Regions from separate parts of the Homo sapiens genome. Here region 1 is linked to region 2. The links are chromatin loops, found by intact Hi-C in ENCODE. Cell type or tissue: A673. All regions are shown on one strand. Each heading gives the region's core, and the rest is flanking DNA. Links, peaks and the distances in the headings are about the cores only.

Region 1 (16,470 bases), core at 7,311-11,310, 190 kb after region 2:
CTCCACAAAATCTTAGTAAAACAAAGTCAACAGTACATTTAAAAAATTATATGTTATGAGCAAGGGTGATTTATCCTTGAAATGCAAACATGGTTCGACATATGAAAATCAATAAACGTAGCATAACATGTTAACAGCACAAAGAACAAAAATTACATGATAATTTCAGCTGATGTAGAAAAAGCATCTGATAAAATTCTTCAGACTTTCATCATAAAAACAAACTAGAAATAGAAATAAATTGCCTCCACACAATAAAGGTCATATAAGAAAGCCCACAGCTAACATCACCTCAGCAAACTAAAAGCTTTTTTTTCTAAGATCAGGAACAAAGCAAATATGCCTACTCTCATGACTTCCATGACTTCTTTTCAACATACTGCTGGAACTCCCAGTCAGAGCAATTAGGAAAGGAAAAAGAAGTAAAAGGCATCCAAATTTTAAATGACGAGTTAATGGCTGCAGCACATCAACATGGCACATGTATACATATGTAACAAACCTGCACGTTGTGCACATGTACCCTAAAACTTAAAGCATAATTTTAAAAAAGCAGCAAAATTATCTCTATTCACAGGCGATATGATCTTATATGTTGAAAACCCCAAAGATTCTGCAAATACACACACACACACAAACACACACACACACACACAACTGTTAGAACTAATAAATTCAGCAAAGTTACAGGATACAAAATCAACTTGCAAAAAATAACCAAAAAAAGGAAATCAAGAAAACAGCCCATTTACAATAATGTCAAAAAAATACTTAGGAATAAACTTGACCAAGGAGGTGAAAGACTTATACACTGAGAACTACAAAACATTGAAGAAGAAACAAATAAACAGGAAGATATCGGTGTTTATGGACTGGAAGACTTCACCTCGTTTAAATTTCTCTACTATTCAAAGTGATCTACAGATTCAATGTAATCCCTATCAAAATATCAGTGGCATTTTTAATTATATTTAATAATTATACATATCTTGGGAGTACATGTGATATATTGAAACCTATATACCATGTGTAATGAGCAATGCAGGGTAATTGAGAGACAGCCATCACCTTAAACATTTATCTTTTCTTTGTGTTGGGAAGATTACAATTCTTCTAGTGACTTTGAAATATACAATAAATTATTATTGACTATAAATTGTGTGCTCAGTAGCATTTTTTTCAAAGTAGAAAAATATCCTAAAATTAATATGTCATCTCAAAAACCCTAAAAGCCAAAACAATCTTTAGGAAGAAGAACAAATTTGGAAGGCATCCACTACCTGATTTCAAAACGTATTACAAACCTACCATAACCAAAACAGTATGATATTGACATAAAGACAGACATATACACCATTGTGTTCAAACAAAGTAGAAAGCTCAGAAATAAACATTCCCGTATATGGTCAAATGAACTTTCACAAATGTGCCAAGACCATGCAATATGAAAAGAATAGTCCCTTCAATCAATGATATTGGAAAAATTGGATATCCACATGAAAAAGATGAAGATGTACATTTATCTTGAACCATACAGTGAAATTAACTCAAAAATGTATTAAAGGCCCAAATGTAAGACCTAAACTATAAATTCCCAGAGGAATACATAGGGGAAAATCTTCATGACAATGGAATGGGCAATGATTACGTGAATATGGCATTAAAAACATGGGTAACAGAAGCAAAAAAAGACAGATGGAACGATATCAAAATTAAAAACTTCCATGTAGCAGAGACAATAATTAACAGAGACAACCTATGAAATGAGAGAAAATGTTTGTTAATCATATGTTGGAAAAGGGTTTAATATCTAGAATATGTAAAGAATTCCTACAACTGAAAAACAAAAAATAAATTTAAAAAATCATTTAAAAACAAGCAAAGGACTTTCATAGACATTTCTCAAAAAAAAATATGGGAATTGCCAAGAAGGATATAAAAGATGTTCAACATCACTAATCATCAAAGAAATCATGATGATGAGACATCACCTTCACACCTATTAGAATGGCCACTATCAAAAAAATGAAATAACAAGTGTTGGTGAGGATGTAGAAAAATTGGAACCCTTCAGTGCTGTTCTTATAGGGATTGCAAAATGATGGAAACACTACGAAAAACAAAATGGAGGGCCCTCAAAAAATTAAAAATAGAACTACCACATGACTCACCAATCCCACTCCTGGGCTTATATCTCCCCAAAAATTAAAAATAGGACCTCAAAGAGATAGTTGCATACCCATGTTCATTGCAGCATCATTCACAATAGCTAAGGGGTATATACATACAGTAGAATATCATTCAGCCTTTAAGAAGAGAGAAATCCTGTAATATACTACAACATGGATGAATCTTGAGACTATCATGCTATGAAATAAGCCAATCGCAAAAAGATAAAACTGCATGACTCCACTTATATTAGTTATCTAAAATAATTAAATACATAGAAACAGAAAGTGAGATGGTAGTTTCTAGGGACGGGGGGGACATGGGAAACAGAGTAGTTGTTCGATGGGTACAAAGTTCATTTGTGCAAGACGAAAAAGTTCTAGATATCTATTTTACAAAAATATGCATATACTTAACAATACCACAATGTGCCCTTAAAAAATGTTAAAAGCATAAATTAAAAGAGCCTATTATAACTGGTTTTTTTTGGGGGGGGGGGGCACCAAGATAATGAATTTCATATAACACTAGGAAATGTCCAGAGTCTATTTGCATTCAATATAGGTTTCAGATGTCAAGTCATGAAATATTCTGAATCATATTTCAAAGCCAAGAAGAAAGTATTTTTAAATGTATCTGATAAGCAACAAAATAAATAACATAGTACTAGATCATAACCCAAAATATGATGTAAATATACAAGAGCCCACATGAGCATAAATAAATTCTGGAATAGAAAAACAGGGGGCAAGAGAAGAAACAAATAGTCCTTTCAAAAGAATTTCAAATAATACATACAAATATACTCCAGCCTCCATGAAGTGGAACTTAATCTCCCTCCACTTAAATGTAGGCTGGACTTAGTGACTTGCATTCAAAGAACAGAGTACAGAAAGGGAAAATAGGAACTTCACAGTAGAGAATCCTGGTAAAAAAATAGCTTAACCAAGTGACCAGGGTTAACATCACTGGTGATAAAATATGTTGATATTAGACACCCTCTGATACAATGCGATGAGAAAGGCACATCTGTGGTATTCATCACAAAAAGAAACGTAAATCCAATCTAACCAAGACAAAAACATTAAACAGACTCAAATTGCAAGACATTCTACATAATACTGACAAGTACTCTTCAAAACTGTCAAGATCATGAAAAACAAGGAAAAACTAAGAAACTGTTGCCAAGCAAAGGAGACTATGAAGACATGCAGCAAAATGCAATATGATATCCTAGATGCAATCCTAAAACAGAAAAATATCATTAAAGAAAAAACGGTCACATCTGAATCGAGTGTATAATTTAATTAATGGTAGTATATTGTTGTTAACCTCTTAGTTTTGTCAAATGAACCACAGTTATGGAAGATGTTAATATTAGGGAACTCTCCACTACCTTTTCAACTCTTCAATAAATCTAAAAGTACAATATTCCAAAATAAAAGTTATATAAAAGTTATCTTATGAGTATCTGAACATGTGTTAAAGAGCTTACTCAAATCAGTGACAAGCTGATAGTCTCAATACCAAAGCCTGAATGATGTAGCGTTTAGTAACACAGTCTTTGAAGACAGAATATCTGACTTCTAAACTAGATTCAGCCCCTTAATGGCTATGTGACCTTGGGAAGCTTAATTTTTCAGTGTCTCAGTCTCTCCACAGGTAAAAGGGGATAAGAAAATTATGTACCATATGATTTCTGTGAGGATTAAATGAGTTAATTTATTATTTATTATAATGTTTGTTTATATAGCAAGCTGTCGATAAATGTAAGCCCCCATTATTATTATCTTGAAAATACATCACTTTAACACATAGTACTAGCAGTAGGTACTCTTGTCAGTGCTTTACATCCACAGCTTTCTTGCTACTTTTCTCAGTGCCAAATAAAAAATGGCTTTCTTTAAGAAAGGTGTGCAAGAAATTAAGGTATTAGAGGCATTTGGTCTCCTGTGGGTGTCGCTACAACCAGTACTAGTAATATATCTCATCTGCATGGTGCTTGACTTTTCAAAGGACTTTACCGTGCCTTACTTTGATCCATTCTCACAACACACTTCCACAAGAAAAGACAAATCAGATTTTATCTTCAACTTGTAAATGAGTAAAATAAGCCCTCATGAGATTAGATTCCCACAGCTGGCTAGCGGTAAAGCTGAGTGAAATCAGGGATTTTCTTTCAATGTCTCACTAACTCTTTTGTGGCTCAGTTAGAACCTCTACACATGAAGTCATCCAAAAGTATCTCACTATCTCATACTAGGTGGCCTTAAAATTAGTGATTCAGAGCTTCCTTAGAATTCTCTAAATACATCAAATGAACAAACAAACAATGAATATGGATGGGCTCCAACCACTTGGTTTCATTTTTTGTCCCTCACATGACAGTCACAGAAATGTTTCTGTCTTTCTCTGCTTTGGATTTTCTTCCCTTCCTAAGTAGGGTTACAGTATAATTCTCCCTGACTCGACCATCCCAGCCTACCTCCCTGCCTTCTAGCTTCAGAAGTCCTAGTCATTAAATCTTTGGTCATACAGTGCCATAGAAATCCATGTGTCTGCTCTCGATCTAACTGAAACCAACCTTTGGAAATGGTTTTAGGAAAGCAATCTCGTCACTCTACATAGAATTCTTCCTGTCGTTAAAGAGTCCTTCAGACATTACCTAGACACTCCAAAACGAGAAGATCAGAACATGACTATATTTTAATCCCTTAACTAGTTTTAAGAAATGTGAGACAAAAATGTTCCAAGTTACTGGGGATCCATTTGATTCCACAATAGCTAAATAAGCCACCACTTATGAGCAAATTATATTTCAATAGCTCATTTATAAGGCACATATTTGGAAAGATTATTTCATAAACACTTGCTCAATAGCAAGCCAACCTGAAAAGGCAGATTTTTATATAATGTATTGGCAGAGTATTTATAAGAGAGGGGAGAGAGCATGCAGTCTTGAGAGAGGCAGACTTGGATTCAAATCTTAATTCCACAATTTATTAGTCAAGAGACATGGAGCATGTTATACATTCTCTCTGAATTTCACTTGCTTCATCTGTACAGGTGGAGTCCTAAAGCATATATCACAATCATAAGAATAAAAGAAAGATTAACTATAGCTAACACTTGTTGAATGATTATTTAGTGGCAAGCATTAAGCCAAGGATATCCATTATCTTATTTAATCCTTACACCAATCCAAAACAATATACAGATTTTTAAAAATGAAGCCTAATGGAGCTTCTATGAGGATTAAATATAAAACATCTATCATATGACCAGGCAAATTCTTTTTCTTTTAGAGTAAGAAGAAACTGATCTAACAAAACCATAAAATTTGTCATTTCAAGACTGTGAACTCCATGAATCTAGGCATTGTGTCAATCTTGTTTACTACTGTATTCTCAGCCACTCCAGGGAAACATAATTATTGAATAAATGTACAAATGAATGAGTTAGTTAATTTTCAAGAGGCAGTAGTATTTCAGAAGTGTTACTAAAATATCTAGAGCACTTTTTTAAGTTCCTGGAAACATGAAAGCTTCTAAGCAGCATATATAAATTTGAAGAGAAATATCTCTTCATCTTCTGAGACTTGAGCTTACTTTTCTTCATCAGTGAACATTGAAGTATTAACAAGGTATGACGCTCTTTTCCCTTATCTTGTATAGTCTTTCTCACCCTCTGAGTCTAACTTTCAAATAAAAGTATTTATGTCACTTATTTCCATTTTCCTCAAATCTAAAGCCTAAATACTCAACATTAACGTTTACAGAATGTAATATTCTTTAAACATAGCAGAATTATCTGGTACCTACAATTCCTGAAATTTTCCAAAGGACTATAAAGCCAACCAGCTCACGTATCTTGCTGCATCAAGTTAGGTACCACTTTTACATATGTTTTCTATCTTCCAAACTTGGAAACATCTTTTATCTACTTTTCTCTCCTCTTCCATTCCATGTGTTTATATATTTATTAAACTTTTGTTATTTTAATTGGGTTTCACAAATTGTTTTCAACCCAATGTGTTAAACTGGAAGCCCATAACATCCACAATAGTTTGTCTTTATTTCTGGGTTTCGTAATTCAGAAGTAGTTATTATTTGGAGTATAAAACTGATGCATAAACCTACATCATCCTCCTTTAATTCACCTATAGCAGCATCTATAAAGGGACATGCACAGAGTAAGATTGCAACAGATGCCCTTGCAGATGAATAGATGAAGAAGAAAGTACAGAAATGAACGAATGGGAGAATAAATATATCCTAAAACTTTTCTCAGATTTAAACTAAAAATTCTACAGAACCTTAAACATTATCTTGTACAAACCCCAACCAATGAAGGAATCCCCTTTAAAATATCCCTAGTGCTCACCTATTCTCTACTTGAGCAATTCCATGAATAGAAGTTCACAACTCCACTAGATAAACCACTGTGGGTTTTGTTTAGTTTTCATTGTTTAAACCTCTGGGTTAATCTCTAGGATGGCAAGACGTTCAGCAGAGACAAGCACCAGGGCACCACCCTCCTGAAATGGCCATGTAGAATCTATTCTAGCAAGGATAGGGCCAGTATAGCAGCAGATACAACCAGACTCCAGGGACAGCAAATTCTATTAGAAGTAAGCAGAGTCCAGGGTAAGTACTGTCAGGGGTACAAGGTGTCATATCTGTGTCCAACAGATTGTTCTGAGAAATAGTTTTAGGATTTGTTCCAGTCTACAGAGCCCACAAGCCTGGGTCTCTAGTCTTTCCAGAGATTCCTTTTAATATCTGTTTAATATTATATAATATCAAATATCCTTTTAGCAAATTTCTATTCTGTCTTAAATTAGCCAGTCAGGTTCTTTTGTGTGGATAAAAATCTCTGATTCATGAAAGTATTTAACTTTTAAATAACAAATTCAATAAAAATAAAAATATCTAAACAAAAATAAAATCGCTTTATGAAAATATTACCAAATAATGTTAAAAGCTAATATCAACATTGGGATCTGAATCCCTTCACAAGACATCAGTTTCTCAGTGTGAAAGAAGCAGATTGGTCCTTTAAGTTTTTCTTTTCCCAGAGCACTGGTGCTTTATTTAGTAAATTTCTCCTTTGGAACTAGGAAGCATCAAAGAGGTCCATTGCCAGGAAGTGAGCAGTGTACTCCCTTCTAATAACACTGTGGTGGGAGTCGATTATTGTAGCCCAGCTGCTCAATGAGTAGAAAATGAGGATTGATGGCCTATTCAAACAGTTGAGGCTGAATTATTATTTGAAAGAGGAGCAAATATTTCTCCCAAGTACTCTTGAATTTTATTAAAATAATTAATGCTAGTTATATAGCTCTGAAATAATATAAAAATTAATAATAAAACTTTCCATACAGACATAGCAGAGTTTATTGGCCAAGTAAGAAAACTCATCAAACCTCACTTCTCATTTTTCTAGTCTAATACATACGGTAAAAACATGAAATCACTAAGATTTATAAATGCAGGTTTGGCAGACTTTTTCTATTTACTGGGACTGTGAGCTATAAAATTGAATTTGGGGCCCTATCTCCAAGAAGAAGTTATTAGTTCTCAGAATAACTGCATGTTAGTGGATCAGACATAGATAAAAGACTTCCATTATGACTGTTTTTAGCTATGATTTACAGTGGCCTACATTGTTTTATAATGACTTTCAATTTTGAAAATGTACATCCACTGTTAGTTTTATGGATGTAGTCACAATTGATTGTGGGCTTGAGAGATTGATCCTTCTAACCCAGTAACAAAAAAGAAAAGTTTTTAACGTACAATAAGTAGACATTCCAGATGCATTTACAAGCATGTCCTTTGTAGAATTTTCAGAGGAAAATAGACATAAATTTTTTTAAATAATTGCTTAACCATTTATTACCTTTAGTTAGATTCCAGAGGAAACTAGTGAATAAAGCTTGCTTGATATAGAGCTCTAGTCCTCTACCTGTACACAATTCTGAGAGATTACCTACTCATTTGTGTCCCAGTGAAAATGAAAAAATGTCATATACTCAACTGCTAAGTAGGACATGGTGTAAATTACCATTAAATAATGAATTTGACAAAAAGAAACAAACCAAGACATCAGCTCTTGATGTAGTTCACCCACGTTTCTTCTCTAACTCATAACAAGGCAGATGTGCCAATGATTTCAACCAGTCTTGGGACCCATGATAGCATCGAGCTTGAAACCCATACTAAAAGTTTCCTAACACTGCCTACCACTCCTCCCAAACCATTCTATTACAAACCCACCCCTACCCACATTTCCTACTCAAAACTGGTCTTTACTCCAAATTAGACATGGTTAAAGCCAAAGGCTATATCTAGACCCCAAATTACATCCCTCCCTGCCCTTCACCATCTTAGCTTGTTCGTCTGCCTAGGTTCTTTCTCCTTAATTTCCAGACAGTTGACAAGACTTCTACTCTGGTCCCTTCCTCCACAATTGAAGCCCACCAAAACCATATCACATTTGGCTCAAGTAGCTTGTATCTTTCCTAACTTTTCTCCATCCCCTTCACTGAAACAAGATATATCTATAATTCAGTGTCATTTTTAATTTTTTATCCTTTCTAAACATCAAGAAAATTTAAACATAGTGATTTAAGTAAATGAGCAAATCAGATGAAACATAATATTTTATCATTATTATATAATAACAGTGGTAAGCCACATTTATATTACTCTAAGCTTTGTTGTCCAATTATATTCATAAAACTGGAAAGGAGAAACTAACATCTATTGAGGGCCTATCATTTAGCAAATCTGTGCCAAAGAGATAAAGAGCATGTTCTTTCCCTTTTATTTTCAGATGGAAACCAAAACAAAGAAAGAAAAAAGGAGGGAAGGAAAGAAGGAAGGAAGGAAGGAAGGAAGGAAGGAAGGAAGGAAGGAAGGAAGGAAGGAAGAAAGGGAGGCAGGGAGTCCACAACCTGACATAATTCCCCAAACAATCATATTTGGTAAAAGTGCTGAGTCAGGATTTGAATCAAGGTCTGTGTGAGCCAGGCCATATTATGTATCTTAAAGTGTATGATACCACCTTAAAATAAAATTTTTGGTCTGATAATAGTAAAGCTTCTCTGCTTATTTTATAAAAACACTAGCAAGTTCTGGTGAGTCACTATTATTTTATATAAAAGGTATGTGTTTTTCCTATTTTGCTATTGAGAAATTTGATTTACAGGGAGGTAAATAATTTGATCTAAATCACACAGTTTGTTAGTGGCAAATTCAAACTAGAAACTCAGATCTGATGGTATTTAATTCCATTACAGAATGTTTACACAAATGGAACAGAAGGTATTCATTCAAGTTATATATTTTGTATGATTTCAAAGTGAAGGCTGGGTGCAGTAGCTCATGTCTGTAATCCCAGCACTTTGGGAGGCTGAAGCATGTGGATCACTTGAGGGCAGGAGCTTGAGACCAGCTTGGCCAACATGGTGAAACACAGTCTCTACTAAAAATACAAAAGTTAGCCGGGCATGGTGGCACATGCCTGTAATCCCAGCTACTTGGGAGGCTGAGGCAGGAGAATTGCTTGAACCAAGAGGCGGAGGTCGCAGTGAGCCGAGATCACGCCATTGCACTTCAGCCTGTGTGACAGAGCGATCCCCTGTCTCTAAAATGAATAAATAAATAGATAAATAATCAAACTGTTAGTCCAATTTCATCTTATCTAGAATGGTAAAATTAGGATCTTGCTCATTGAAATTGCTTGACCGTATGTTAAAATTTGCTAAAATTAATATTTATTCACTTCCTAATAGAAAATCACATCAAAATATTTCCATAGGTGATATATAAAGCCCTTTTATTTCTTCTTATACTAATGGGCCCAAAATTATTTGCTTTGGGGAAAAAAAAACAGAAAAACAAATAAATAAAATAATGTATAATGAGAAGCTGAACTAATGATATCAAAGCTCTCTACCAGTTTGATCTTTAAATGTCCATCTTTTTCACTCAAAGGGTATCTAATACTACACAAATAGACGCCAATAGCAAGAGACAAATGCATTTCACTATATTCCATGTAATCAATTATACTGAAGGCTAGAAAATTCTAAATTATTTTGAAACCACACATGCTACACATCCATGCATCACACACACACACACACACACACACACACACACACTCTTCTTTTTAACTTGTAATATTTTTCCAACACTGCAACTACAATATAAGTTGTGAGGATACGGAAAGAGGGATTTTCAGACCTCAGAAACTTTGAGACACAAAAGAATTGTCAAAAAAAAAAAAAAAAAACAAAAGGAGAGCATTCTCTGAGGAAAAAAATAGGAAAAAAATTAAAGATTTTATTTACCAGATTTCTCAAGTGTTTGAGACAAAAGCTAAGAATAGCATTTAACTGATATTTTCAGTTATTATTTGCATTAAACATACTTTCGTATGTCAACATTTTATTAAAAAGTAAGACTTTTAAGGATTAATTTAATATTTCCCACATGTTGTATGGCAAGGTTGATGTCTTCAGGTGAATTATCGATGACACAGATTTCTCAGAAAATGAAAATCAAATGCATTCTCAGTCTCTAGAGTAGTTTGGTATTAAAATTGTTAAGTCACACATAGATAAATTTACTCATCACTTTATTGCTATATTTCAAAAACTCCTTGGATAGTTTAAGACTATGCCAACACATTTTTAAAAATTAGCCATAGTTATAAAAGATTTTTATGAACTAATCAACTGAACAAATTATTTTCATATATGTTATGGTGAAAAAGTGGCTTGTAATCAAAATCCAACTCCGCCTCTCAATAGCACAGGCACACTGTGCATGCCATCTAATTTTTCTGTAAATCAATATATTTATTTAGAAATTTAATAATATTAACCCATCTGGCTTTATTGTCTTCTCAAGATTATTGTGAAGATTAAACATGGCAAAATGCATTAGAAATTGCAAAGCAATATATCAGCATATCTATTATGTTATTTTGTATATGTCATAATGGTCAATTAAAATAAATTATTTACAAGAAAACTGGAAATTTATTATCTTATCCAAATGTCTTGTGTGGACTATGAGTGCATCCAGCTCAGCATTCTGCCATTAACTCAGAATCCTATAAAGTGGCAGTGATGAAAAAGACATACTCTACAAGAAAACTCATCTAGCAAGTTGGCTGACCACTCACCAGTTATAAGGAAGTTGAAATTTTGGAAAAATAAAAGTTGAGAGTTTGAGAGAGAAGTGTAAGATCTGGGAAAGGAAGTGGGACAACGTAAGTAAATCAAGAATGTTTGGGTGATTTATATTATACTACCGTTGTATGTTTGCCCAGCAAGGATTTTTTTTTAAACCAACTCTCAAAAAATTATTCACCCTTTAAAAATTTTGACTATACGATTCAATCTGCTTTCCAACCAGTAATGCTCAATGGTCTGACAGTTTTTTTTAAGTATAAAAGGCATTTACAACTGAACTGCATTGAAGTTCTTTCCCCTATTTCTTACACCACATCCAGTTAATTGCTCTTTAACATGCTAACAGAAGGATAAGCTGGTACATAATAATTCAGGCATGCACCGATCCTATAATGCCAGGAACTCAGAAGCAGCATGAGAAAACATCAGATTTTTGGCATGTGGGCTAGATGTTTAAATCTGCATAGATTCGAGCCAATTAGACTTGTCAGACTCCAATCCAGTTGAGAGTGACCCCTGATGGTGGAAAGACATGTGGGACAAGCCACAGAAAAGCTTGCAAATGTCAGAGAGGCCAAAAGGTGCCCCACTGGCCTCAAAACTATTAATTAGCAACCAGCAAAAGCACTACCAAAGAATCGCTGCCCCAGCACTCCTCCTCCAGAGGTTGCTGCTACTCGGCCTCATTATCATCTGGATGGAAAACAACACCCTTTCCTGGGAGCTCTCGGCAACACTCTTATTGATTAAGTTCCCACAGTGTTAAATCATTCTGTAGCTTTCACTCCAATCTTCCCACCCCTGAATAATAAAACCTTCAAAGGATTTACTGGGATGGAGAGGGAAGTGGGGGCACAAGGAGAGAAGCACTGCAACATACTGTTTATATAGTGCCCACAGTGTCAGCATAAATCAGATCCCAGGAAGCGTTTAAAAGACAACATGCAAAATGAAGTTAATCTGAATTTTCTCTTGTACTTACTAAGGTATGATTTCCTTTAAAAATATATATATTTCAACTATTTCTAAGTCATGTATGCCAAGTAAAATCATGACACTAAATAATATTTCTGCAAGTTCTCAGTGATCTTATTTGATTGGGAGATCACAAATGTCTGATAGACAAATGCCTATTCCAATATGAATAGCAAAATATTTCAAGGGGGTAGAGATGGAAGCAAAAAGCCAGAGCCATAACTTGAATCCCATGAGAAAAAATATTTGCATAAACTTTCACTCCAAATAACTTATTCTTTTTTTCAGTTACAGAGTATTTCTATTCAAACACAGAGGAAAGCAAGAAAATAATGTCAGTGATGTGATAGATTCACTTATTTAATTCATATTGTACAATACTGAACATCAGTTTTTTCACCTGTAAAATACAGTTTATAACTGCCTTGCAGAGTAAATGTGAGGATTAAATAAGAGTTACATACAGTAAGTGCTCAAAAAAGTATAATTGCTATAGTTATTATCCTTAGTACTATAAAGCAAATCACCAGTAACTTGCTTGTTCTCCAAAGCAAACCGTTTCATCCATTGGATCTGCTTGAAGCAATACATCTACACTCCAAGTTATTTCCAATTTCCCACAGAGAAATAATAAAATAAATGTTAAGTGGATATAAAAGATCTATATTTATTTGTGGTTTCTCAGCTAGCTGTCCCTAATAAACTGCATGACTCTGATTCAGAAGGACCATAGCTTTTGCCAAAATAGTGAGAGACATATTCAAGGGAAAAGAGGGTATCTAAGTTAGACAGAGAGGAGATCTAAGTTGGACAAACTTGGGTCCAAGTTCATGTTGTCCAAGTTTTTAGATGGCATGCTCTGGCCTTCTGAGCTAGAAACAAGTAAATAAGCTGGTGAGCTTTTAGGTAGGAAAATGTATTAATTTCATTTGATTATTTCATTTTGGTTAATAGTATCCCACAACTACTACATGTGGCAATTGGGAAGTCCAAGGCTGTGGGAAAACATAGTGATAATTTATGCATTTGCTAAGAAGTTAAGATCTATATTATGGTTACATAAGTGAGGCCATTTTTAAATATTTTTTGACTCATCCTCTATGTGCCCTATATCACATAAAAAAAACTTTGTGGTCTGAACACCCAGGGAGGGGGGAGAGAAACGGGACAGTTTAAATTTAGTGGGTTTAAAAATAAGCAACAGAGACAGAAAATGAATTTAAGATTTTTCAAGTGGAATGTCAAATACAGTACATAGTTCTCAAAAGAGAATGTTTAATGCAATATTTAGCAATATAAAATCAAAATTAAATTATTGAAATAATAGTCTGAGCAGTAAAGGAGAGAGGCCTCTCTGAAAAGTAGAGGGGGTTAAAGGAGACTTCAATTATATGAAGAACTTTGGAAACAAAGGTAGAATCAAATATAAAATGTCCTATTAACACTCAATCTTCTATGGATACTCCATTCCTTCTGTTGAACTTACAATTGCTACACATGTGACTTCATGGAATGTTAGGTGCAGGACAGCAATATCACCATTAAAAAATGGAAACAAAAATGCTCAATAATGTTAATCTACATGGATAAACTTTATGTTTTAATAGAAATGATTATGTGGACTAAATCATATTGGAAGTCAATTTATGATTTACAGTCCCTAACAAATAAATTGAAATGGTAAAATTATTTTTTGAATGGATATTTGTTATTACCTGTGTTGAATATTAACTGCAAGTTTAAAAAGCACTCTTCTAGAAATGTTGACTGATGACAATAGATAAGTGGACACAATTCACAGCTAAAGCACAAAAAGATATGTTGCTAGTATATGTCCAATTTACACACAAATTAAAATACTTTGGCTCTCAGTGTGCATTATGGCAGAGGACTTTACTCTTCAAGTTTACACATTCCAACCAATTCCACTATTTTCTTTTTTAAACAAACATAGTAAGATTTCACCTGTAAACACAGTGGGATTGATTATACAAGAAGCTGCATGGGGAAGCAAAATGCCAAAATATATTCTAGGCTTCACTACACACCTCTTGCAATATTGAACACTGTCTAGTAGTAGGTCTACATTCTCAGCCACAAATACGGAGATACCAGAGATTATTTTCATTGGGGAAAATAGTGTTCCCTGTTCATCCCTCTGACTCTTCCAGTAGATTTATTAATGCCAACAAGTCACAGTGGGAACAATTTGAAGACAAAACCTACCTAGAAAAACACGCATCACTAAACATAGTTATTTACTGAAAACTAAATTATGTTTTCTTTAAGCCTATAAGTTTAATGTGCTAATTATATAAACCATAAAATACAAAAGGAAGAGAAGAAAATCAGGTAAAATCAGCACCAAATTCATGAAGTTAGTGAACTCCAATCCAATGAGGTAAATTAACCAGCCACATGATTTCCATCATCTATTGTCCAATTTCCTGACACATCAGTCATGCAAAATGTGTACATACACCCCCCCGTGATAGTTAGAGCATCTGGCCCCTGCAGAATTATCCAAAGAGATGGTGTGAGCCCAAACGCAGGAATACATAAGAAACCATTTTGTAGATAAAATTCTATTTAAATGCAGCTGGCACTTCCCTCTGCATACCACACTACATCACAGCACACTGCACTACAGACACACATATATGTACACCAAGAAAAAAACATCCTAAACAACATTCTGGGAGACCACTTTTCCCTAATACTGAAGCCTAGGCTGTTTCCTCAAAATCTTGTTCTACATCATCAGACTGAAACTCTTGCTGGGAAGGATGAAGATAATGGCAACTCCAACTGAGAGGCCATTCACACTACTCATAATTATAGAACAGGATCGCAGTAGTTAGAAAAGGGGTGGGGGACCGAGGAGTAAAAGAGGAAACCATTCAATCACAAAAGCCATTTCTTGCCAAGACTGAATACTAGGTCTTGACAGAAGTTCAAATACCTATATTTATCTATCACTTTAGTGAGAGCTGATTTGACAACTCATTTCATTAATTTAATTTAAAAGAGCCGATCCCAAGTAAGTAATTATTTAACTAGGGTTTTAAAACTAATCACTATAGTTTTCTTTAAAATCAAATTCCCTATAATAATTTCACAGTATGAAATGGCATCAATTAACAAAGCTTGGTTATACTTGTCTCTTATGATGCAAGGAAAATTCTAACTAAATAACCTTGTATTATCACTTCACCTAGAAACCATCAGCATATTTTTGCTCCTTCAAGTAAACATCTTGGACTAACAGAATAGAAATTATAAACTATTTGTAGTCAGTCACATTCTTGGAGTTCATCAAAGAAAATCCTGTCCCCACTCAAACAAAACCCATCTATTTGAATCAGAGGTGAAATCTCCCTTCAGGTACTCAATACTTCGGTATGTTCATATTAGCACTATAATTTTTTAAAATTGCATTTTTAGTCTACTCATTTTATTTATCAAGAGTGCTAAAATTTAGTTGGAATAATTCAGTACTATGACAAAATTACTCCTATTAAACTTTGTATATCAAATAAGCAAAAATATTCCAAAATGAAAACCAGAAATAGAACTGATGCAAATCTCATTTTATATAAGCTAGTGATAGTAAACTAGCTTACAATGGGATGTCAATAACTGTTGCTAGATAGTTTTTATTACGAGGCGATGAGTCAAGACTCAACTGCCAAGAAACTAAAAACAAGAGAGATGAAGGTCTCTAGCAGCTGTTGTCAAATTTTTCTATTACAAGTTACCTAAGGACCTAAGGTTTCATTTTCGCAACATTTTGGCAAGCATATTATGTCTCTCTTTAATTTCCATTGCAACTCACTGTGAAAGGTTTATGTAACAAAGTGATGGAATGCTAACCCCTACAACAGAAAACAATGATTTTTACTCTTGTTAATAAAAACTAGGGTTTTTTAATTTTTTTTAGTAATTTATTTCACTGTCACTAATGGTCTTATGATAATAATCATAGTATATAATCTGACACAATTGCTCTTAGGAAAATTTCTAGCAAAGGACTGCAGCCTCTGTGGGAGGTAACTGTCGGAATTATCTTAAACCACTACCTGTCTTCCGCTACTATAGAAAAGGCCTTTAATCAAAAT
Region 2 (16,470 bases), core at 5,021-9,020:
AAGATAGCAGGAATGTGAGTGTATCTGAGAACTCACGGGAAGGAGTTGGTGGAGAAAGGTTGAAGGTAAAGGAAACAGAAAGGACAACCCCTATTGCAAAAGCCCTGAGAAGGCAGAAAAAGAAGGAATTCAGGGCCCAAGTCAAGAGCTTGGCCCAGAAAGGAGAGGAGACATTTATTCAGTTGTAAAGGAAGAAAGGAGGAAATAAGAATGAGAATGCAGATAAGTATGTAGGTAGAACTGTCAGAATAATAAGGGATTTTTAATCTGATGGATATAATTTTCTTCATGAATTCAGTTTATTTTAGTGCATTTGTACTTACTAATATTTTCTTTGTACTTATTGGTAAATTGAGTTGACCCTTCTACATATATATATATATTTATAAATATTTACCTGCACTTCTATCTATCTTAGATAAGGTATCTTTAAAATATTTACCTACACTTCTCTCTCTCTCTCTCCCTCTCTCTCTTTCTATCTTAGATAGGTCAAATAGAGACAGAGAGAGAGAGAGAGAGAGAGAGAGAGAGAGAAGTGTAGGTAAATACTTTAAAAATAGCATATAGCCTAACAGCCTATATTACTTGTATTATAATACTTTACAATAGGAAATCAATAAATACATGATGATTGATTTTTGAAAACATCTCATTTTACACTTATGCTAACAATAGGGCAAAAATGTGTCAACTGTTTTAATGTATTCTTCTGTGTTTACCACATGCAACAATAAAAATGCAAAATAAAACTTGGGGGCTAAGAATATTATTCCAATATTTCTATTTCTTGGGTGGCAGTGAAAAAGAGGGCTACAAATTAGGTTGCCTATCATATAAAAAATAACAAATTTTGGTTTTCGTTCTATGTAAATTTCATGTATTGAAATAAAAAGGAATTATCTAATGACATCTATGAAAGTATGCCCAATTAATCAATTCCTTGTTTATGTTTATGCCTTACAAATAAAATACATCTTTGCCATTTCAGCTACTAGCACACTCTCAATTGGATACTATATTAATAGCTTACACCTGAGTGCAATAATCATGAGAGTATTTGGCAAAGGTTTAAATCAAGCTGGTCCAACCTGTGGCCTGCAGGCCACATGCGGCCCAGCATAGCTTTGAATACAGTCCGACACAAATTTGTAAACTTTCTTAAAATCTTATGAGTTTTTTTGTGATTTTTTTTAGCTCATCAGCTATTGTTAATATTAGTATATTTTATGTGTGGCCCACGACAATTCTTCTTCTTCTAATGTGGCCCAGGGAAGCCAAAAGATTGGACAGCCCTGGTTTAAATAAGCCTATATTTGCTAGTGGAAAATTCTGAGAAAATAATTTGACACTGAATCCCACTTACTCTTTTTCATTAAAAAAAATACAGTATAATAGTCCAACAGTTAAACATCTATATCATCAAATGTTTTAAAACAATACTTTGGGGGGGAAAAAGTAATTAAGGCAAAGCTGGGCACCTGGGCTCTGACAACTCCTCTGACAATGCCAGTTGTAAAGCCTAAAGTCACATGTTTCTTACCTAATTTGAGTTTTGCACACAAAATTTGAATTAGACAATTTTCATTCAAATCCCTGTCCCCTTTCTCCCTATAACCTATTTGAACTTCAAACCTTCCTTTCAACTTTTGCATTTCGTAAGGAAGTTCAATTCTCTGTCAAGAATAAAATATTTTCTTTCTTATACAATTCATTATAGATGATGGAAGTCATTTCATTAGTTCTCTTGTAGATGGCAGGTCTGTGTCTCAATTCAAGTAGGTTGAATTTGCCAGTCTCAAAAGACCTTTAATTGGTCTTTGGGGTATCACTCTACCTCCTTTTACTTATATGTGACTTGCTGTCAAAAAATTCTGAGTGTTTAAGCTATATTTGTTTAAGTTAAAATTATCTACACAATATTTCAATAAACTAGTTGGAGACTTATTACCAGTGCAGAAAAAAAAAAAACTTGGCTCACTGTCATATGAAATTCTGGGACAGAACCCATATGACCAAATCTCTAGATTGCTATCCAGGTTATAGTCACTCACTTCTTAATGTTTTGGTCTTATCTAGGTTTGCAAGATTTGGAAACCAAAAACCAGGACTCAGGATACTCAAAGTTGAATTTCACATAAACATTGGATGAATTTTTAATATAATTATATCCCATGCAATATTTAAGATATACTAAAAATTGATTCATTGTTTATCTGATTTCAAATTTAACTAGGTATCATGTATGTTACCTGACAACCCTAACTGCCCCTCATCTGTGAAGAAAATATTGATAATTCTGTTTCTCTTTGAGTGATTCTTCTGGCCTAAACAATATTGCAAACTCACATTTCCAAATCTCAGAGTTAATACTAGAAATTTGCTTGGAATTCCTTAAAATAAGAAGTTTTGAATCTTCCAACCCCAGATTCTTAACCAAATGCCTATATTGGTAATTACAATTATCTTTTTCTTAAAAAAAGAAAATAATCCAGGGAAGTTTGACCTAGTATAGCTTAATGTCAATACTCCAAAAGGAAACTGAAGCAAACATTCAAATAAAAATTCTACAAGCAAACTTGTAGAAAATTGAGAGCTATTAGAAACCCTGAGTATGACAAGAAAAAAAAATCATGGCACACCAATCAAATCTTAGAGTAGATATTGTAGATAAAGAGAAGCAAGAAATAGGATGCAACTTTACCATTAGCTTTGCTTATGATATACTTACTATAAAAATTTTAGGAAAACATGCTATTTTCAAAGGCCAAATGTTTGAAGCACCATACTCAAAGGCCATTATCAGAGGCTCACAAACAACAGAAGTGAAATGAGCAGTCCTGCCTGAGAAGCTGCCTCGGCTCAAAGTCAATTAAAATTATTGTAATGACTAAATGACAATGACATGATAGCATCCAGAAGACAAGAGTTACTAACGAAAAAAAACAGGGAAGAGATGAAGCTAAATCTCTATAGTGAAGGTCAATTCCTGTTAATACAGGTAATTTTAAAAGATTCAAAACCTGAAGCAGAATTTGCATGGGAAAAAATACATAATACTCCATCCGTAGAAATTGTATCATCTGCCAACAGACCCAGTGCAAATTTAATGTTCTCGAACTATCTCAAATCCAGGGAATCTGCTAACACTTTGAAAAACAGGGTTATTAATAAAAAAACAATTGACTTATCCTCTCTTACTGAGGCGATTTAAATGTGAGTAGTAAATGGGACACAGTTTGAAACTGCTGTTTTCATGACATTGAAAAGAGGCAGTATTAGTGTCCATTTGGTTTGGATTTATCTTTTCAGCCTATTTCAAGTCAAAGCTGCTAGTCATAAGAACTTGAAATGGGTGTCATGATTTGGGCCTAGCCTATTTGCCCGCTTCATATAAAAATGCATCTATCTAAATGGGCCAATTTTTGAAATACGAGTGATAGTATGTATTCCCTGTCTACATTTGAAAAATAAGATAAGGGAGATTCTGATTGGCTTTAAAAATTCAGAATATTATGTAATTCTAGAACTGACCAAGTGAATATAAATCAGTAAGCAGCTAGGCCACTGTAAGTGTAAGAGAAAATTATTTAAGACCCACAAAGCAATGCACTCTCCCAGAAATCACTTATAAAATCAATCTCTTCTCAGACATTTGTTTTAGATGTAGTCATTTGATCCCTGTTTTTATCTTGAGGTGATTTCTAATTACTCTGTTCCTGAAGTTCTTGTCATTAAAAAAAAGATAATACAAAAGTATTAACCTGCAAAAAATAAATGCTAAATAAGTATTTTTTTATAGCTGTTGCATGGACCACATTTGTTAAAGTTGTTACTGACCATTACTTTTTATATATTAAAACATCATTATCTGCTCCTTGAAGGTTTTAGTGGCTTCAGAGCTTAGCTTTTAATTCTTAATACCCTAAAGACAACAGGCCTGAAAGGACAGAGCATAAAAGAAACTACTTTACTGGAAGAAAGGGCTTCTTAATCCGCATTGGAATTGTGCTCGAAATACATTACGTTTTTTAGCCTTTCAAATTTTTTTGATTTAAATCACAGACCTAGTATGAGAATGTAACAGCCTGAAAAATATTTTCTTACTAAGACCTAAGGGTATACGTCACTCTAGAAATAAGGAAACACTCAAATGCTGCACATAGGCTAGGAAACGTTTCCCAGCTTTGGGTTTGTTTTGTTTTTTGCTGCTTCAGGATTCCAGTGCAATGTCTCTGACCCTCTGATCACTTGTAAAACCCCTCGCCCTTGTCAACTATGACCAACAATTAGGAACTCTGCATGGAGGATCCTCCTTCCCTCCTGTTACATAGTTAGTCCTTGTTTTCTAATGTTAGCCGTGCAAAACGATATATCTTTATACAATAGGCAACCACTTAGGAATCAATTTGGTGGTGTTTTATTCCTTTTATACTACTTTCAAGTAATTCAATTAGCTTTAAAGAAAAAAGCATTCTACTTCTGGTTAAGAGCCTAGACCTAACCAAAATTCTTTTAAAACAAGCTAAAAGTCTTGTGTTACTATTAATACCTAAAAAATAATATTAGATCTCCAAACAAAAGCATTGCTTCTCTGTCCAATTTGATGTCTTTTTCATGCTGCCTCAGTGATGGCCAAATAATTGGTTGTTCACTTGTGTCCTTGTCTCCCCCGACAGTTCCACAGATGCCCTGAACAATGCTCCAAAGACTGCTTTCAGTAGGGGCAAATCCTCATTAATCATTCCTGGCTGACAGCACAAGGGGACACCTGCATCTGGTGCAGAAGCCCAGCCATAGTTCAGGGGAGTGTGGATCAAAAACCAACCCATGCAAGGTATGGGAGACTACTTTTAACAGGAATGTGAAAAACAACAACCACACACACAATCCAAGCAACAAAAACAAATCCTCTTTTGGCATTTCCATTTATTTAATATCTCAGACTGAAGCTGTGGTTCATGTTGCCACTAAAACACCATTCTACTCTAAGCAAGTATATCAGAGAACTAACCACACACAGAGTTATGATAAATGGCTACTAAATTCTTCATGCTCACATCAACCAATGTTAGCATTAAATACTGATAAACTGTCACATAATTTTCATTTAGAAATGATTTCAGTTTCAGCTTCCTATCTTATGGTGCTCGTAAATATTTCCCCTACTATATTTCACAAGTAGAATGTATGAAATATACACATTTTTAGCAAGAGCTCTTGGTCCTATGTGATTGCTTTCTTTTATTGAAATAATAAATATTTCTATTTTTAAAGGGTTAAAAAGAATCCAGGCAATACACCCAGGAAATTATGTATATCATTATGTACTATTGCAGCTGTTTTAACTTGCTTTTTGAATAAAATGAAGCATTTTTGTACTTTTACAGAAGAGTTTTCTCTCACTTGTCATTATTTTTCTAATTGTATCCCTTAGAGAAAAGACCATAAATAATGAACCCCAATTCATATCTCATAGTTTTGTCTTAAGTAAAACTAAATATGTTTGTAGAGTACCAGAAAATAAAAGACTAGTAGTTAAAATACCTAGGAGACTTAGGGAATACAATACATCAAGGAATTACAACAATAAAAAAAGGAGGTGATAAGCAAACTAAGAGACCTGCAAATAAAAGTGATAAAAGACTACAAAGATTAATCAAGTTGATGTTTATGCTGCTCAGTTTGTAAAAACAAATACAGACTTTTCTGTATGTTGGAGATTAATTATAACTATTATACATATAAAATTTAAAAGTTAAACATCAATTGATATACTACAATTTATAGTAAGTCCATATTGGAGATCTTTGGTTTGAAAATGTAATTAAGTTTCGAAGTTCTAGTTTTAAAAAAAATACATAAGGGCAATGTTGTAAGTTGGATAGAAGCTAAAGGTCCCCAAAGTGAAAATTTAGTTTGGGTTTAGTTTGGATATTTAGAATAATTTAGATATAAATATTTAGGGATTTTAACAGACAAATAATCTTGGGAAAATTATACTTCTCAAGTCATTATAACATCCCTTAACTTCATTATTTACAAACATATTTAATTTAAAAGAATGTCTACAAAGCTGAAGATGGAAGAATGGACATGAAGATAAAGAGATAACAGCTTAATAATCAGCAGAGTATTCAGTGGTAGTAAATACTATTTACTACTATTGAAAGGCTATGCAAGAGACACTTCCAGTATCCCAGAGAAGTTCAAACTGCCATTCTCTTCAACTTTGCTAGGGCCTGTCCCATTGCAAGGACACAGCCACCATGTAGTGGAGCTCTTTGCCTAAGGTACGCTTCCGTCCTTTATGGATGCCGTTGGTAACACCAAGAACTCCAAACCTGTACTGCACCTAGCTAATTAAGTGTAGTGGCCCCATATTCTGCTTAGAGACCTTTCTGGGTTTTGTACTTTTTTCTTCCATTATAAACAAGAATTATGGCATGTACACTCTTCATTAGGAGCTATGGAAACATAGCCAAAAGTGCCCTCAAGCATATTTTAGTTAAAGCTTGGGAAGAAGACACTAACCCCTTCTTATACAGAAAACATAATTGTAAGGAGGAAAACAGAGGCAGAAATAAGAAAGGGGGGAGAGAAGAAGGGAGGGAGCAAAAAAAGAGGATAGTTGTAAAATTCTTTGCATAACCAATCTCTGGGTACTCTGATTACGGTCAAAGACATTTTTTTTTCCACAGATGACTTCAACTTTTCCCAATACTAAGATATGAAGAATAAGTAACTAGCAACTAATTTTAATTAAACATTAATTCCATGGAAGGCACTTTTTTCTGAGACCGAGTCTTGCTCTATCACCCAGGCTGGAGTGCAGTGGCGCGATGTTGGCTCACTGCAGTGGCACAATCTTGGTTCACTGTAGCCTCCACCCCCCGGATTCAAGCAATCCTCCTGCCTCAGCCTCCTGAGTAGCTGGAACCACAGGCACGGGCTGCCACACCCAGCTAATTTTTGTATTTTTAGTAGAGAAGGGGTTTCATCATATTGGCCAGGTGTTGATCTCCTGACCCTGTGATCCGCCCACCTCAGCCTCCCAAAGTGCTGGGATAATAGGCATGAGCCACCGCTTTTGTGTGGCTATCCTATTAAATCCTTACAACATTCTTTTAAAATACATATCATTATCTCAATTTTGCAAATGAGGAAATTGAGAATCAAGAAGGTTAAATAATATGCCCAAGTCACAAAGCCAAAGTAAAGCCAGGTTTCAAATTAGATCTGCCTTTCTCAGAAGCACATATTCTTTCCACAAAACCATACTATGTCAACAATTTATTTCCACATCTCTGGATTGAGTCTAAAAGCCTCCCATCTGTCCACTGAGGCAAATCCTCAAATTTGTGGCACATGAGCTAATTTTCATTTGGTTTTCATGTGCTCATGACTCCATCCCTCCCATACTCAACTAGCACCTTCCCATTCATTCTTTGTGTCTCAGCTTAGTGTCACCTCACTAGGATATTTTCTCCTCATAATTGCCCCTAAAGTATCCTTCAACAACTTTTGCATTATAGTATTTTTCACAATGTATTGCAATTGCCTGTTTACTTATCTTTACTGTTCTCTAATCTCTATTCCCAGGTACTGGAGAGTATTTTATCCAGCATAGCTAACAACTATTTCTGGAAGGAAGGAAGGAAGGAAGGAAGGAAGGAAGGAAGGAAGGAAGGGAGGAAGGGAGGGAGGGAGGGAGGGAGGGAGGGAGGGAGGGAGGGAGGGAGGGAGGGAGGGGAGGGGAGGGGAGGGGAGGAAGGAAGGAGTAGAAGAAGGGAGGGGTGACTTGTAAAAAGACTATTACAAATATGTTAGCATGTGAAAAAATTGGAACAAAATAATTGTACTACCTCAAGAAAAGATCAAGATTTGACTTCACATTTCAATTTGAATTTGAGATGTTTATTTTCTTTTGTTCTAAAATGCCCAAGGAAAATAGTAGGGGCATGTCACCTTGGATTATCAATATGTAAAGAAGTACTAAAATTTAGATTTAAATAGTCATTCAAAAATAAGCTGCATTTATGAACCAGCTGAGACATTTGTAGTTACCATTGTAACTGGTAATGTTGCTTTCTTGGAAATTTATATTTTTTATATTTAGTGATAAATATTTTACAGACTCTAGTATCATCGTCTTTTAAACCTTATTCCAGTTAATTAAATAAACCTGAAGCAGAGCTTTTCTAATTCATTTTTCAAACACAATAGAAGACCCATTAAAACATTGTTATTTATTACACATTTTCATATATATCATTAAGTTATTATTTCTAAAACAACAAAAAAGTAACAGTAAAGTTTATTTTATTTAGATGAGTGGAAACCAAACATCATAGTCCTCACTCTCAAAAATAACATCAACTACAATGCATTGTAAAATGGGATACAAATGGTGAATATACAATAAGAGATTTCACATTTTATGTTGAGCATTAAGATTTTTGCGTTGAAATGCTTCTTTTTTTAATAATAACTTGAGTTCTAATAAGCTTAAATGACAATTTATTCCCTTTTATTTTATGTATCAGGAAAAAACAAAGCCTGAAAAGGTTACGTGACTTACTCTAGCTCATGTAAGTAAAATTAAAATCTATGCTTCCAACTCCAAGCTTAGTGGTAATTCCAGAGAACATGCTGGATGGAACGTTACATGATATATTTTAGGGGTAGGCCCACAGTGGTCTATGGGCCAAACCTGGCCAGTTGCTTGTTCTTGGTAAATATTTATTGGAACAGAGCCACTCCTATCTGTTTATGCATTGTCTATGGCTGATTTTGTGCTATAACAGCAGAGCGAATAGTTACTCCAGAGACTATGCCCACAAAGCTGAAAACATTTACTATCTTCGCTTATAGAAAAACTGAGCTCTGAATATTCAATAGGAATATGTTGCAACAAAGGTTTATAGTGGAATTAAGCCAGCCCCATCAATACATTATAACTTAAAAAATTAGGCATTATAACTACGTCATTGATGAAATAAAAGGCATTTTAGAAAATTAAGAATGAACTATGTGCTGACTCCATGTTAAATTATCACAACATGACTCACAACATCACTCTTGTTATGTTTTTTTTTTTAATTGAGGTTTAAAGTGGCTATATAACTTGTTCTTGGTTATTCAACCAGTCGATAGCAAAGATAGAATCTGACCTAGAATCTGATTCCAGAAAAAATCAAATAGCATACAAATAAGTGACCAAGATAAACATTAAGTATCACTCATCTAGAAAAAATAATAATTCAAGAAACCAAAAAAATTTATTTCTGTGTGTGTGCGTGTATATATATATATATATATATATATACGCACATACGCACACACACACACACTCACATTTTATATATATATATATAATTCATAATATTAAAGTGAGTTAAGGGGATATTTCCATCCTTCACACTAAAAAAGACTGCCTCAGCATGTACCAATCATAGAAAGAGAAAGAGTTGCACAAAATTTAAAAGTATAATTATCAAAAAAAAAGAATTAAATAGGGAAATTAAAAGAAAGAATGAGGAATCTCTGAATAGAGGACAGACAATGGAAGAAAGGAAAAATAATCAAAGAAAAAAAAAATACAGTTTACTACACTAAGGAGGAAACATGTATTCAGAACTAAAATCCCCTATATATGTCAATTTGAGTGGAGGGATAAAATATACACTTATATTAATTCTGGTTAAATTTCAATATTCCAAAGATAAAGAAATATTACCCAGCCTCTGCAACATGGCAAGACCCCGTCTCTACTAAAAATACAAAAGAAAAAAAAAAAGTTGCCAGGTGTGGTGGCGCACCTGTGGTCCTAGCCACTTGGAAGGCTGAAGTGGGTGGATTGCTTGAGCCCAGGAGGCAGAGGTTGTGGTGAGCCAAGATCATGCCACTGTACTCCAGCTTGGGTGACAGAGCAAGACCTTGTCTCAAATAAATAAATACATAAGAAAAAAGACTAAAATCTTTCAGAGAGAGAGAAAAAAGTTTACTTACTAAGCAGTGAGATTCAAAACATGAAATTTCTCAAAGCCACAATTCACACTAAAAGATATTACATTAATGCCTTCAAAGTGCTGACATAAAATTATTTTGATCCCATAATTCCATGCCCATGCCAACTTTCAATCAACTGTCAGAGTAAAATAAAATATTTTTGGATGAGCAGAACAGAAAAATGCATCTCCTGTGCAACCTCTAATGAAACATTACTCAAGGGTGTTCTCCAGCAAAACAAAGAGAAGGCTAGAAAGTCTGATGACAAGAAGTATATGAAAAAGTTCCAGTTAATTATGATCAGAAAGTAGTACAAAAATTTAAAATAACCTAAAAATTTAATACCCTGGACACTTTTTGTACAATTTTTTCTTTATAGTTTCAGGCCCAATGCTTGATTTAATATTGAATAATAGTTATATAAGCATAAAACTATAAATGTCATTTATATTGGTAATGTGAAAAAGAGAATAAAACCACAAAAATTTCATTGTTAAAAGAAGTAGTGGAGGAGAAACTAATGTGTTAAGTTCTATAAAATTCCAGTAGTAGTATTCAAAAAATACTTAAAAATCTGATTAAAAATTAGTGAATAATATTTTAAAACATAATAGCAACCACTAAAATAATTTAAAAATGGAAACTAAGAAAGATTTTCTCTGAACATGGGGCCAGAAACCTAGGAAAGTTGTCTTTTGCTATATTTTTTTAGTCTTCTGAAGCATTTGAATTATTTTCACCATGTACAAATGTGAATTTATGAAAAAATAGGTAATTATTTTATTGATGGCATAAAGAAAAATCAAGAAAGTAGACACCTTTTTTTCATACACTCTAATGATAATAATATGTTTAGTTTGTCTGCTAATCTTTCCCCCTGATAGCTTAGTGGAACTGACTAGAATAGCAGTCCTCAAAATTCAAGCCTTTGGAAAAAATGTGTCATGATTAGAACTAAGACCAGAATGAAATTGGTTATTTAAGTCAATGCAGGATAGTTCAAATATAAAAATGAGTGCAGTGGTAAAAATGCTACCTTCACTAGATGTATGAAGCTTGAATGTGGAATCAGCACTGCACTGTACCAGATGAAAAAATGTGCCTAATATATGGATCCCACTTTTATTTGGCAATATAACAAATTGTGTTATAAATATACTTTCAACAAATGTTTATTAAACACTTTGTGTGCTTCATGAACTTACTTATTTCACTTAACCACTGAATTCCCCATTTTCACCAATCAATGGATGATTTTTTTTACCATGATGCCATGATTTCTAATTTTATTTTACAAATAAAAAACAAGCTAGAACACTATATAAATAGTGGATTTATTTTTCCCCCTTCTACCAATATGTACTATATCAAATATTGACTTTCAGATAATCTGTATCCTAATTCTAGGCATCTATTGCTGACTTCCTTCAATATATATCATTCATTCATTAATTTATCCAGAAAATTTTCTTTCATAATAACTATGCACCGGACATGGTTCTATGCTTTAGGCAAAGACCAGTGAACAACAACAAAAATCCAAATCTCTGTGGAGTTTACTTTATAAAATCATATTATTTCACAAACACGACTCTCACTTTTAGGATACCCTTATTGTTCAACCCACACTTTTAAGGAATGCTAATGGTGACAGTGATATATAAAACTACTCTTCTGTTTTCAAAGAGGAAAATCAGATTAAGGAAAAATGAACAATTTATCTAAAATCAAATAGCAGCAGACTTCTTGACCTAAACATAAGAGATAATTGTTTTAGTCTTCCTGAGTTTAGTCAAAAATCTAATCTGTAAATTATATAAATAGTTTCTGTGCATTGTCATGGAAAATTAAAATTATATATACATGAAAAACTAGAGTAGGCCATAGCCCTGTGAAATATATAGTGTATGGAAGGCCTATAATTTGTATCTTAAAATCTAGAAATGAAAAAGGTAATTAAGACTTCGGTCACACTAAGGTGGGATTTTTTTTCCCCCAAGTTAAGTAATATTAGAGCAATTACCATGTCAGTGAAGTTTTTCAGGTACTTTTTTTTTTACATTTCTTACTTATATTCCCTAAAGTAAAAGGAATAATTAACTGAAATCCAATTAGTGTAGACTTAGAACACCTGTTTCTGAAATCCTTTGAATAACTTTATCATATTATTATTTTTTCTTGGTCTTTGTTTTAAGATGAAACACGTATCCCTATCCAGTTGCTCCTAGGAGCTGGGAGATTTGCATATCACATAGAAGAAAAGTACCTGTTTGTAAAAGAAACACAAAGATTAAAAAGACCAAAAGAGTTGTAGATATATTACAGCAGCTACTGTAACTTAACCCTATTTTGACCAAACACAAATTTGTAAAAACTTCCTCACAGCTTGAAAAAATAATTTAATTTAGAAGAGAATAATATGGACCCCACTTTAAAAAATATACATAATAAAGTTATGGTCCAAATTGCACATCAAAGAAGAAAACAAAGCATTTTGATAGGGGAGGAAATATTTGATATAGTATATTTCAAATAGTAGTTTTACTGTGATAGCAGCAATGGTAAATTATGGTAGTTCATATAAATCAACAACAGATCAAAGAATAAATATCTCACTGAAAAAGGCAACAAAAATAAGGAAAAGTATAAGGATAAGGAAGATACAAAATGAAAAAGTATGAAGTATGTCAATCATTTCACTAAATGCTGGGTTAAATTTTCTTATTACATAACAAAAACATCTAATCAGGTTTAAAAGCAAAATTCAGTTATATTCTGGAAAGCAAACAATCTTGCAGACTTGGAAATTAAAAACCCATTTCTTATTAACCCTTGAATAGAAAAGGAAATCAAAGGAAAAGTACAAATTGTCTAGAAAGCAAAGCAAAGGAAGGCAGCTCATAAGAAAAATATGAACACCAAAGTGTCCTTGCAATAAAATGTGAGTAGATAAATGTTTCTGAGAGGCAATAGATCTTCAATTCTTCTTCTGTGACACTGGAAAGTTACCTCTATTTACAAATGACTGTTTTAAGAAGTTTACTTACATTACCCAAGTACCCTGGCCTCATGATCCACATTTGCAAATCCAGTTCAAGACCTTCTAGATGATTTCCTTCCAACTTCCCTTTAACCAAATCCTTCTGACTATTGCGTTCATGATTTACCCTCAGAAGGTAAGAAAGAGAAGAGAGCTATAAGAAAGTTCATGTATCTAACCGTTCACAACTACAGAAAGAATTGATGTGGGAATGGGTTAAAAGAAATGATGAAATGTACTCTGGAATACCAATACATTGGTATCAATAATTCTAAAAGGCTTTCACTTAGATCTATTCCTATACATAATTTTTAATCTAAAGAAATATTCTTTAGAAAGAAAATTTATAAATACATGATTCAGAGCAGGTATCAAAATATAGATGAAGATGATACAATAAAGCTTCAACTAATCTATGTGAGATAACCAGAATATATTAAGTTTAAATGATTTTTTAAAGCTCTGCCACCATTTGGAACTTCATTTTTCAATAGACATATAATGTGAGCCAGATATGTAATTTAAAATTCTCTAGTAGCCATGTGCAAGCAAGTAAAAAAAAAATTAGTGAAATTAAGCCAGGAGGGGTGGTACATGCCTGTAGTCCCAGCTATTAGGGAGGCTGAGATGGGAGGATCACTTGAGCTCAGGAGTTTGAGACTAGCTTATGCAACACTGTGAGACCCTATCTCTTAAAAAGAAAAAAAATAGGAAATGGATGACATTAATTTTCATTATATATTTTATTTAACCCACTATATCTCAAACATTATTTCAAGGTATAATCAATAGAAAAAGTGATTCATGAGTGCTACAGATAGTTTGGATGTTTGTTTCCCAAACCTCATGTTGAAATTTGAAATTTAATCCTCAATGTTGGAGGTGGTGCCTAATGAGAGATATTTGGGTAATGGGGTGAATTCCTTATGAATATATTAATCCCTTCCCTGGGGGCTTGGAGAGTGAGTTTTTGCTCTATCAGTTCCTGAGACAGCTGGTTGTTAAAAGGAGCCCAGTACCTTCCTCCCTTCTCTCTTGCTTCCTCCCTTGCCATGTGATCTCTGCACACACGGGCTCCTCTTCAACCTTCTGCCCATAAGTGGAAGCAGCCTGAAGCCCTTACTAGAAGCAGATGCGGACATCATGCTTCCTATACAGCCTATAGTAGTTTGAGCTAAATAAACTTCTTTTCTTTGTAAATTACCCAGCTTCAGGCATTCCTTTATAGCAATGCAAACAAACAGACAATGAGATACTTTCCATTCTTTTTGTACTGTGTTTTCAAAGTTCAGTGTATATTTTTATTTATAGCACATTTCACTTTGGACACACCACATTTCAAGTGCTCAATATCCACATGTGCCAGAGCCTACCATTTTGGACAGCAGAGATTTAGAATACTTAGAGAGAGATCCAAAAATCTAGCAGCAATTTCCAGACCCATTGCTTTTAATTTATTGGTAGATCATTAAAATACTATTTCTATGTATAACAAGTCTACACATAGAAAGCCCATGCTGCTAAACTCTAGATCCTTTTGTGGCCAAAGAAGGTTTCCCTGTCCTTGCAGAGCGTCCAATCAAAATGTATAGATAAAACAAGGAAGGAAAAATGTTCCAAATATACATGAAGCTAAAGTCTTTGAAAATTCATTTGAAGAACAAGTTTACAAGGTAATGTTTAGAGTTTAAAAAAAAACTTTACGTCAAGGAATTTATATTGATGAAATTATAGAAAAATTACATGTAATTTGTTTATTTATATGGTAGTTACTAATCTATAGTTTTTAGCTAGACTTGAACTTTTAAGTATCTTTTGTGGAAAGCACTATATGTAACAGTGACATCTGCAAAATATGATCTAGTTCCTTATATTTGTTTTTCCTTAAAGCTACTGGTAAATTATACTTTCAGTCTGCTGATTATAATGTAAGGTTTAGTGTCTTACAGAAAATTGTTTGTTTGCTCCTTTCTGTCAATCTGTGCCAATTTGACTTCTCCAGTCCTGCTTGATGCAGTCACCCTAAACATCTGATTCGTGGAACAGAAATATGTTAAATGCATTTGGTAGGGTCTTGTTTTATCTTCTTCTGTGCTGATTTACTCATCAACTTCCTGGCCTGTCATATGATAATAGGTCTTCATCCTGACACTTTCTCCTTCACCTTAGACAATATACTCCATGCTTTTATTCCCCTTTGCCAGAATTTTACTATTATGTGGATACAGTTCATAATTCTTAGAAATCCACGTCAGTCTTGAATACCTATCATGATTCTTCCTGGTGAGTTAGTTGCTTGGTGACATGCTTCTTATCAAGTCAAATATTTGAAAATTACCTTCAATTAATAAAATCAGCCTGTCTAAATTATAAATTTACAGTAAAAACCAGGCCTATTTCATTCTGTGCATGTGACAAAAAGCAAGATCATGTTGAAAAAAAAAAGAAAATGTTCTTTTTAAGTTTCCATAGAAAATAATACAGATTTCAAACTTCTTGATTCATTTGAAATTTGTAGTTGTGGCTGAACAACGTAGCTTGTATACATACTAACATACTCTTCTATAATTTGTCCTATGTTCTTTGATATAATCCAATTACATAGACTATATTAATAGAATATTAGAAAAACTTGACAAAATCACCACTCATTATATCTGTGTAAACTTTTACAAGGAATATTGTCTTGGCTTATTTTCATACATTTTGATTTTGCCACATGTTCAAATTCACTAAAAAGTAACCATAAATTTTAATATCCTACAATAAATATTTTGACTAAATTCATATTTAAAGAGAAAAGCATTCATTGAAGGAGTAATAAGCATATACCCTTTTCTCACCAAAGGGAAAATATAAATGGAAATGAATAGGATGAAATAAATGTTTGTTAATTACATACATTTTCCCAGCTGTTGAAACCAATACATATACTTAATCAAAAAATACTGACTTCAAAAAATAAATTTATTTTCTTAAAAAAAATCTATTTGAAAATGTGCTATTTATTCTAGAAAAATATTATAAAGGATGTCATATTCATAGAAACTTTTGGGAGAGTTGGAAGAGAAAATATTAATAAAGTCCTCTGGGTGAAGAAAGAGAGCACAAGGTAAGAAGATCTGGCATGACCGCAAGCCTAGTGGGCAGGTTGTATGGTAGAAAGAAGGGTCAGATGCATAAAGAGGAGGCAAGGTGAGATGGGGTAAAAACCCAATTAGTGGATTAAAGGGTAAGAATCTGAGTTCTCAAACACAGGGGTGATAATATAGGCAGCTTGGGAGAGGATTAGAATAAAGAAGTGATAACAGTATTCAGTTGAGAGGGAAGGCTGTCAAAAATGTAAATACGAAAAAAAAGTAGAACAATGAAAACAAAAACCTGACATTTAATCAAGGGTTATAGTAGCAGAAACTCAA

The links. Peaks named below come from ENCODE experiments on the same cell type or tissue, not always from the same donor. Only the 100,000 strongest peaks of a DNase experiment are listed, where the experiment ranks them.
Region 1: it touches region 2 in a loop (16-fold over the local background); 1 of 110 quality-filtered maps calls a loop at or near these places.

The regions. Positions count from the first base shown.
Region 1 is chr6:97,461,830-97,478,299 of GRCh38, reverse strand. All of the region lies in intron 1 of LOC101927314 (a long non-coding RNA gene), which reads right to left. Among named protein-coding and RNA genes, the nearest start is that of MMS22L, 190 kb to the right of the region's middle. RefSeq lists an enhancer at 10,194-13,351. In A673, for the core only: no CTCF peak of the experiment used is centred there; DNase peaks (open chromatin) are centred at 8,559 and 9,079; H3K4me3 peaks cover 97 bases; H3K27ac peaks cover 4,000 bases.
Region 2 is chr6:97,644,687-97,661,156 of GRCh38, reverse strand. The region is part of intron 3 of LOC101927314 (a long non-coding RNA gene); the gene reads right to left. Among named protein-coding and RNA genes, the nearest start is that of MMS22L, 370 kb to the right of the region's middle. In A673, for the core only: no CTCF peak of the experiment used is centred there; a DNase peak (open chromatin) is centred at 7,456; H3K27ac peaks cover 3,695 bases.